2 separate regions of the Homo sapiens genome follow, and region 2 is linked to region 1. The links are chromatin contacts, found by Hi-C in ENCODE. All regions are on one chromosome and are shown on one strand. The core of a region is the stretch at or near the end of the contact, and the rest is flanking DNA. Distances in the headings are between cores, read along the strand shown.

Region 1 (4,326 bases), core at 1,226-3,725:
TTACTTGCTTTTATAAAACAAAATGAATAATTTCATATTTTACAAAAACAATGTTCAAGAAATGCATGATCCAACAAAAATAATGTGTAAAAAAATTCATGAAGAAAAATATAAAATTTATTGAAAGATCTTTGAAAGGCCTAAGTCAAGGAATAGGTTCACCATGTTTCTCTTTAGGACGATACACTGTGAAAAGGTGCATGCCAATTAAACCTACATCAACCTATAAAGGCAATAATGCATTCTCTTTTTTTCTTTTTTTTTGAGATGGAGTCTTGCTCTGTCTCCAGGCTGGAGTAGGGTGGCACGAGCTTGGCTCACTGCAACCTCCGCCTCCCAGATTCAAGGGATTCTCCTGCCTCAGCCTCCCGAGTAGCTGGGACTATAGGTGCGCACCGCCACACCCAGCTAATTTTCGTATTTTTAGTAGAGATGGGGTTTCACCATGTTGGCCAGGAGGGTCTTGATTTCCTGACCTCGTGATCCATCTGCCTCAGCCTTCCAAAGTGCTGGGATTACAGGTGTGAGCCACCGCTCCCGGCCGAGGCAATGCGTTTTCAATAAAAATGCCCCTGTTTTATTTTTAACCCATTTGGTATGAGTAAACAATTAATATTAGATTGTATATTAAAATGTAGAGCCAAGAACAAAGGTGTCAATTTTGAAGCAGAAAGAAATGAAAATTCCACATAATAAATGTCGTGGCTTACTATAAAATTATATATTGTAACACTGGTGAAAACTGTCCAATAACACAAATGCAGAGACTGAGGCCTGTATTTTCTTGTTGGCTTTAGTTATCAGTCTAGAGACACTCTTAGCTTCTAGAGGACTTTCTCTAGCCCTTGAGCATAGCCCCCACATCTCAGAACCAGAAACTGGCATCATGTGGTTCTCATATCACACCTCTTGGGGCTGCTTCCACAGTCACATATCTCTCTGACCACAGCCAGGAAAGTTATTCCACTTTAAAGGACCCATGTGATTAGACTGGGCTCACACAGATACTCCAAAATAATCTCCCACTCTCAAGGTTCATAACCTTAATCACATTTGCCAAGCCTTCTCTCCTCTTTTTGGCGTAAGATAACATATTCGCAGGTTTTGAGGATTAAGACCTGGATTTCCTTAGGGCTCATATTTTTCATTCAATCTCATAAACTAACGATGAGATAGGCAAGTTGATAGACTGGATATGTGCAGATCAGATATAGTATATATAAGAGCAATTTTAGCTTACTGTCTGATACTTTTCAAGACTAGAAAGATATTTATTGAAAAATATTCTGTTGTGCTCATATATGTTGTCTTGATATTGAGTCCAGTTATTTTTAGTACTTGCTGCAGGGATAAAACAGTAGATACATTGACCTTGACTAGTTTCCATCTATCTAGAGTGTCGAATCTGTTATATCTGAAGCAGAAACATGTTTTCATTGACATTTTTACACATAATTTGCATCTAGAAAAAATGTAGGGACAGAGCTGCTCTGTCGTCAGATCTGCTAAAGGAAAACGTCACCCTCCCCAGTCAAAACCAACTATTCATGCATCAACTGCTTTATTTGACACAAGGAAGAAATTTTAGTGAGAGCAGGAAACATTCCTCTGCTTAAACTGAAAGACAGGGACAATATTATCTGTAGCTATCATTCATTGATTTCTAGATATTCACTGTCAGAATCACAAGTTATCTGTATTACTTGTGTATCTATTTATCAAGCATAAAACATCACAATAATATTAATCTACAATGCCTAATTTTTAAACTCATATGTGTTTTCCATTGCTCCATTGTCTAAGATAGTGGTTCTTAAATTTGAGTGTGCTTCAGAAGCACCTGAAGGACATGTCAAAACACAAATTGTTGGGAGACACCTCCAGAGTTTCTAATTTATGTGTACAATATACAGCCATACACATATGTGCATATGTACACACAGGCATGATACCTGCTTACAAATAAAAGAGTAGAAACATAACAGTAAAAACATATAAAACAGAGCATTATTATCTTTCTCCTTCACTAAGAGATCATCAAATTAGCTGAAGATGTTTCTTTCCTTGTAATTTCTTGAAGGTAAAGATCTTTTATAGTGCTTCTTAGGTTAAAAAATATAATAAAGTCAGAAATAGGTCTCTAATCTAGCCAATGAACAATCACTTGATATCCCTGGTCTCAGATATAAGGAGCAAACCTAGCTCAATAATCTCAACTGAAATAGTTATAAGGGTAAAGCCTGGGATCTCTGCAGAACCCAGAAGGGTAAAAGAATGGAGGGGAGGTCCAAGAATAAGAGGATTTAAGGAATCCACTAAAATGAGGCTGTGTGTAGACTTAAAGGTGACAGGAGGGCAAAGGAAAGAAATGCTTTGCCCACACTCTGGGCTCTAGATTATCAGGATCAGCCATGAATAATCATAAGTCTTCCCGCCAATGGCTTGTCTGTGCCTGTGTGCCCAGCCAGATGCCATGGCTATGCTTTTGTGCACTGTCACCCAGAGTTGTTGAACTGTGATGCAGTAATCAACACCCTCACTTGTAAGCTTGCCATCAAATTGAGCAAAGCACACTACACCATTACATCCAAATTGTTAGTGGAGGGGTGCCAGGGAGTGAAAGCAGATTCAGCAAACACAGTTATGGTGCCAAGAGTAGGCACTCAGTGAGAAAATGATGCCATGTAGACCACTGGGTAATGTGAGATTCAAGACTAAGTGGGCCAATGAGAAAGCAAGGAGCATACTCTAGAGTGTCTGTTCTTCTGGAAGTTTCCACTGAATTTTTCTTCAGAAGTTGTTAAGGCAAGAGAGGTAGCTAAAGGGCAGCTGGATAGAGTGTGATTGGTTGCAGTTATCATCCTCCTAAGTATATGTTCAACTTAAGAAAAATAGTAGTTTTAAAGAAAGCTTCCTTGCCCTTTTTACCAATTGCCACTGCCTTACCCTTTCATACAGGTGCCACTGAGAAAAAGGGAGAAAAAGTAGCTATTCCGTGTGCCTGTACTCTTCAATATTATTGTGCAGCAAAGGGTTAACTCAGCAGGTCTAGCTTGCCCAAACTGCAGATTCCAAAGGTCTTCAGGACCAGCCCTTGATCGGCTCCTGGGAGATAACCTCTGAACTCTTAAGAGTCTTTTGGAATACAAAGAGTGCTTTTGTAGATTTGAGACCTTGGAAATGCCAGACAGTTTATGCTAACAATGTGATTAATGGTAGATGCTTGTTTTCTATTCCTGGAGCTTTGGGTCACACTGTACCAGTTTGAATTCTGGGGGTTCTGGGTCTGAGTAGCTCAGGTGAATCAAATGAGAGCCACATGCCTATATGATTTACCTTTAAGTCATATAGGTAAAAATACTATAAGTCATATAAATCAAAAACCCTGGGAACCGTGGTTCACGTGAACTTCTCTGATTGGCACCACTTTACATGTGCTGTCACACATCGTTGCTTGGAGAATTAAGCACTATTTCAGTGCTTCCAGTGAGAGAGGACAACTAGAAGCTTGTTCCTGGTCTCTCTTGGACCATCTGCTGTTAAGTGTCTTTTATCTTGCTAATTTTAAGCTGTATCCTTTACCTGTAATAAACTACTACCATGAATGTGACAGCTTTGCTGATTTCAGTGAGTCGCTCTGGTGAATCTTTGAATCTGACAATGGTCCTGGGCATCCCTGACACAATTACTCAAAAAGCTAACTGTTCCTCCATAGTGACAAAAATATGTATCATGAGTGTTTTTGGCAAAACCAATGAGATAACTCAGTGTATTAGGAATACGACAATATACTACACATGCACACACACACACACACACACAGACAAAACCAGGACTCTGTGCTGGAGGGCTTGAGGTAAACAAGAGATAAAATTCATAAAAGCCAATGTAAACTGGATACAAATTATTTTATTTACACAATTGTTTCTATATTTTTGGTATTTATAATTTATGGGCTTGTTTTTATATTTGGTTATAGGTGACTCCCACTCGAAATATTTTGTTATATGAAGAAAAGGCTAAGCATGAGGAGGTAGAGCCTATCTTTTAAAGAGTAGTAATAGATAACCTGTATGGCATAGATATTGGATTAGCAGGAGACAGGGCAAAAGGTCTCTCTTTTTTCACAAATAAAATAATAGAGGAAGATGAGGTGAATTGAGGAAGATAGTAGCAAAAGAGGTAATCATCTTCATACTTCTTTGAAACTAGTGATGTTGTTCTTAAAACCTCAGCTTACCCGAATGTCACCTCTAAAATAATTAGAATGTCACCCCATTTTACGAATAATTTACTACCATTAGCCAAGAACTGTCATAATAAATA
Region 2 (4,326 bases), core at 956-3,455, 360 kb after region 1:
ATATCCACAAGCCAGAGACTTAAAAAAAATCAGTCTAAACCTTAAGAAATAGGGCAACAAGCTAAAAAGAATGAGGAAGATCGTGATGTATAAACTGCTTCTGTATGGTCTCCCAAGGGTTGTTAGCGAATTGTGTGGAAGGTTGAATGTTCTTCTATTTTGAAAATGTTTTTATAATGTTTATTTTCTATAAAAACATGAAAATGTTAAATAAACATATTTATAATTTGGCTTTATCAGAGTATACTAGGAAAACATTGATGTTCCAATTTAGGATACCAACCACATTTTCCTCTCTATGGGAGTAGCACGTTCCTTTCATATATATATATATATACACACACACACACACACACGCACACACACACGTGTATATATATACGTATTATATATATATTATATATATTTAACATATCTATATTTAAAGAGAGATGATGTGTCAGGGTTGTTCAGAGAAACAATAAGATGTAGAAAGAAATTTATTATAAGGAATTGACTCATATGATTATGCAGGCTGGCAAGTCCCAAGATCTGCTGGGTGAGTTAGAAAGCTGGAAACCCACAAGTGCCTATGGCTTAGTTTCAGTCCAAAGCAGGAAATAAGCTGATATCGCACTTTGAAGGCCTTCAGGTGTTACTAGGTAGAACTTATGCCATGTTGTTCTATTTAGGCCTTCAGCTGATTGAATGAGGTCCACCCACATTAGAAAGGGCAATCTCCTCTACTTAGTCTGCTGATTCAAATATTAAACACTCAGAATTATATTCGAATAAATACCTGGACATCCCATGGCTCAGACAAGTTGACACAGAAAACTTAACTGATACAATGTAAAAAACATTAATAAATTAGAAGCAGAGGATCTTAGTGCATCCTTGTTCTCTTTTCGAGGGTATCTCTCTCTGTGGAGGGTTGTTGTTGTGGTCGTTGCACCTTCACCAACACTTACTGCAGTGACATGCAGGGGTTGAAGGTGTGGATGCAGTGGCTGAGAGAATGTGGAATCACAAAAGCAGGGTTTGCCACTGAACTTTAAAGAACTAAAGTTTAGTTCTTTAAGAAGTACAGTAAAACTTACGTATCCTGAGGCTCATAGTCTTTCTTGCTGAATTAAATAGAGCAAAGTTTTGAGGCAGATTTTTTTATTGTATGTTTTTTTCTAAGTGATTCTGGTAATGAAAATATTACAGTTATAGGGCAAATAAACATTTAAACTGAAAACAAGCAGATGGGAAAGACCTCTACTTATTCTACCCCACGAGAGATTACTACTTATTCCCAAAGCTATGATCAACATGAAATATGGGATTGGAGAGACTCTTCCAATATAATTAGTGGTGCTCACAAAAGAATCACAACCTCCAAAAGAGAGAAATATAGATAATAATCATGAATTCATCATTTCTATTGATCTCTCATATAAGCAAAAAGGTTCTAATGTAATTTTCAAGGCATGATTCCACACGGCCATAGTATCTCTTTTTCACAAGCTTGAAGTATCAATTTCTAAAATGTTGAACACCCAAGGAACTGCATTAGCAGGAGTAGAAGAGTCCAGACCAGGGTTTGGCAAGCCACTGCTAGTAGGCTAGCCAGCTGTTTTTGTAAAAGAAGTTTTACTGGAACAGAACGATGCATTTTCTTATATTGGCTATGCTAGTTTCTCATGAAGACTGCAGTTGGATAGCTGCTATACAATCTGTATGGCCAACAAACTCAAAAATATTCACTCTCTGAGTCTTAAAAGGAAATGTGTTAGGGATGCAAATTATTAAACAAGTAATTTTTGAATGTTTACTATAAACTAGGTGCTAGAGATACAAAAATGGGGAAAGAAAAAGACAAAGATCCTTGACGTTTTAGAGCTTACCTTCCATGGTCAGCTCATATCTATCATTCCAAAAGTTCAATATCCCCCAACACCCCTCTTTTTGTTCAGCTTTACTGAGGTATAATTGACAAGTAGTAATTGTGTATATCTAAGATCTACAACTTGACCTTTTGATAAACATATACATTGTGAAATGATCCCACAATCGAGCAAATTAACATATCTGTCACTTGCACGGTTACTGTGTGTGTGTGTGTGTGTGGTGAGAACACTTCAGATCTAAGCATATGTCAAGTACACAATACTGTATTGTTAGCTACAGTCACCACTCTGTGTACATTAGATCTCCAGAGCTGATTCATCTTGCACAACTGAAACTTTGTACTCTTCGACAAACAGCTCCCCACTTCCCTTTCCGCCAGTCTTAGCAACCATTCTTCTACCCTGTTTCTATCCTTCCCCCCTTTTAAAAACATTTCAGTGATTTTAGTGTTGCTCTTGGTAACACAAAACTTCCCATCAGGCTGGACGCGGTGGCTCACGCCTGTAATCCCAGGACTTTGGGAGGCCGAGGCAGGTGGATCACCTGAGGTCAGTTTGAGACCACCCTGGCCAACATGGCGAAACCACACCTCTACTAAAAATACAAAAATTAGCTGGGCATGGTGGCCGGCCCCTGTAATCCCAGCTACTCGGGAGACAGGAGAATTGCTTGAACAGGGACTGGGAGGCGGAGGTTGCAGTGAGCCAAGACGGTGCCACTGCACTCCAACCTGGGTGACAGGGCTAGACTCCATCCTAAAACAAAAACAAAAACCTTCCCATCATGTGTTTTATTCCTCCTGTGAATTGGTTGCTACTCATGGAATCTTGTGAGACTTGAAAGCCTATAGCAGTGTTTTCTGAGAAATTTCTTTGTTAAGAAAAGAGAGACTAATCAGAGGTGTGATGTCAGCTTTACAACAAAAAAGACTTGTGCACCACCTAGAGGCCGAACTGGGCGTCGGGATTAATCAGTCCTCCATTGTTGACAGGGGAAATAATGGTGCTCAAAGGCCTGAAATGGAAGCTAATGGTCACACCCACTGCACGGTATGAGGAAGGATGATATAAGAGGATGTGCAAATATTATGAAGCACATCAACTGGTACAAGGCAAAAGAAGCAACAAGTATTTGCCTTAAAAAAGGTCAAATAATGCATTATATTCAGATATATTTAAACCTGAGGTAAATTCAGTCTTCTTTTCTGGCTTATCAAGATGCAAAACCCCCTGTATTATTCAGCACCTCCATCATTTTGCTGTATGATTGTTTCTGTTTCACTCTCCACTTGGAAACTGTGAGCTGCTTGGGATATCAGAGAAGTTTAAAAACTTCTCTGGTTTTCAAAGCAGTATTTGCGATGAAACCAGCACTCAAATATTTTTCTGAACCAAACAGAATAAACAGTGGCATTCCTGAAAAAGTAACTAACAGATGCTTAGTTGACTAGATATTTTCAAATGCTTTCAAATCTTATTTTATTGAAGGAATAAATAGGATTATTTTTCTTTTTTAAAAAAGATGTTATAAAAATGTTTTTATAAACCAAAAGTCTAGTTTTGTGTGCTATGTGGCTGCCCATTTGAAATAGCATTTGTCATTTGGAAATCCTGAAGGTCTTACAGATCTTAACCATTGTAATTATGTTATTTGTCTTGCAGTGTTTAGGCAATCAGTGATATAGTTGGTTTTGCACAACTTAGAGAAGCACAACTTTGTCATACTTGACTACCAAGATAACATTCAGTGAAGAAAGTTTTTCACTAAGGAAAATGACATGCCCCAGAGAGTGTGGAGGCTGTACTTCTTTCTTTCAGGTTAATGTGACCCATTAATATATTTCAGAGTTTCTGGTGCATTTAAAATTGGTTTATTAAATTCTTTTGCAAAGATAAAAAATCTTCCAAAGTGTCATAATCCATTTTAAGGGAAAATTCTGAAAATTAGAGCAAGGGAGCCCCCTTGTGGACTGACTCTGATGCCATGTACAATGAATTATCAGTTAAATCAATGATTTCATCAATATTTATGAGATAATTTTAATAGTAAAATAGCAATACAGTTGACCATTGAACAATGCAGGGATTGGGGTGCCACTCTTATGCAGTAAAAAATCTGTATATATCTTCTGAGTTCCCCAAAACTTAGAACTAATAGCCCACTGTTGACCAGAAGATTTACTGGTCAATTTAACAAATACATAGTCAATTTAACAAATAAACTAGTATCTACGTATATTTTATGCATTAATGACATACCTAACTTTCTCTTAATTTTCTGACTTTTTAGGTTATGCAGTTCATCTGCGTGTTTTCTCAAATTGTCACAAATCTCCAAAAAATTTCCAATATATTTATTGAAAAAACTGCATATAAGTGGACCCATGCTGATCAAACCCATGTTGTTCAAGGGTAATTTATCTTCAGATGAACTTTATCAGAAATGAATTAC

The links. Hi-C counts contacts between places; a loop is a spot of excess contacts on that map. Pooled maps may share reads with other maps.
Region 2: a map of mammary epithelial cell shows a loop between it and region 1 (12-fold over the local background). The contact joins two enhancer-like sites. A Hi-C loop is called at or near these places in 5 of 168 maps with a recorded cell type or tissue (Caco-2, PC-3, PC-9 and 2 more) and 8 of 50 pooled maps.

What each region holds. Positions count from the first base shown.
Region 1 is chr13:90,499,821-90,504,146 of GRCh38, forward strand. The region is part of intron 2 of LINC01049 (long intergenic non-protein coding RNA 1049); the gene reads left to right. Among named protein-coding and RNA genes, the nearest start is that of LINC01049, 8.7 kb to the left of the region's middle. Within about 2 kb of position 2,476, at least 2 of the 41 ENCODE cell types and tissues checked have a DNase peak (open chromatin) inside an H3K27ac peak, as active enhancers do.
Region 2 is chr13:90,864,651-90,868,976 of GRCh38, forward strand. No RefSeq gene overlaps it. Among named protein-coding and RNA genes, the nearest start is that of LINC00410, 60 kb to the right of the region's middle. Within about 2 kb of position 2,206, at least 3 of the 41 ENCODE cell types and tissues checked have a DNase peak (open chromatin) inside an H3K27ac peak, as active enhancers do.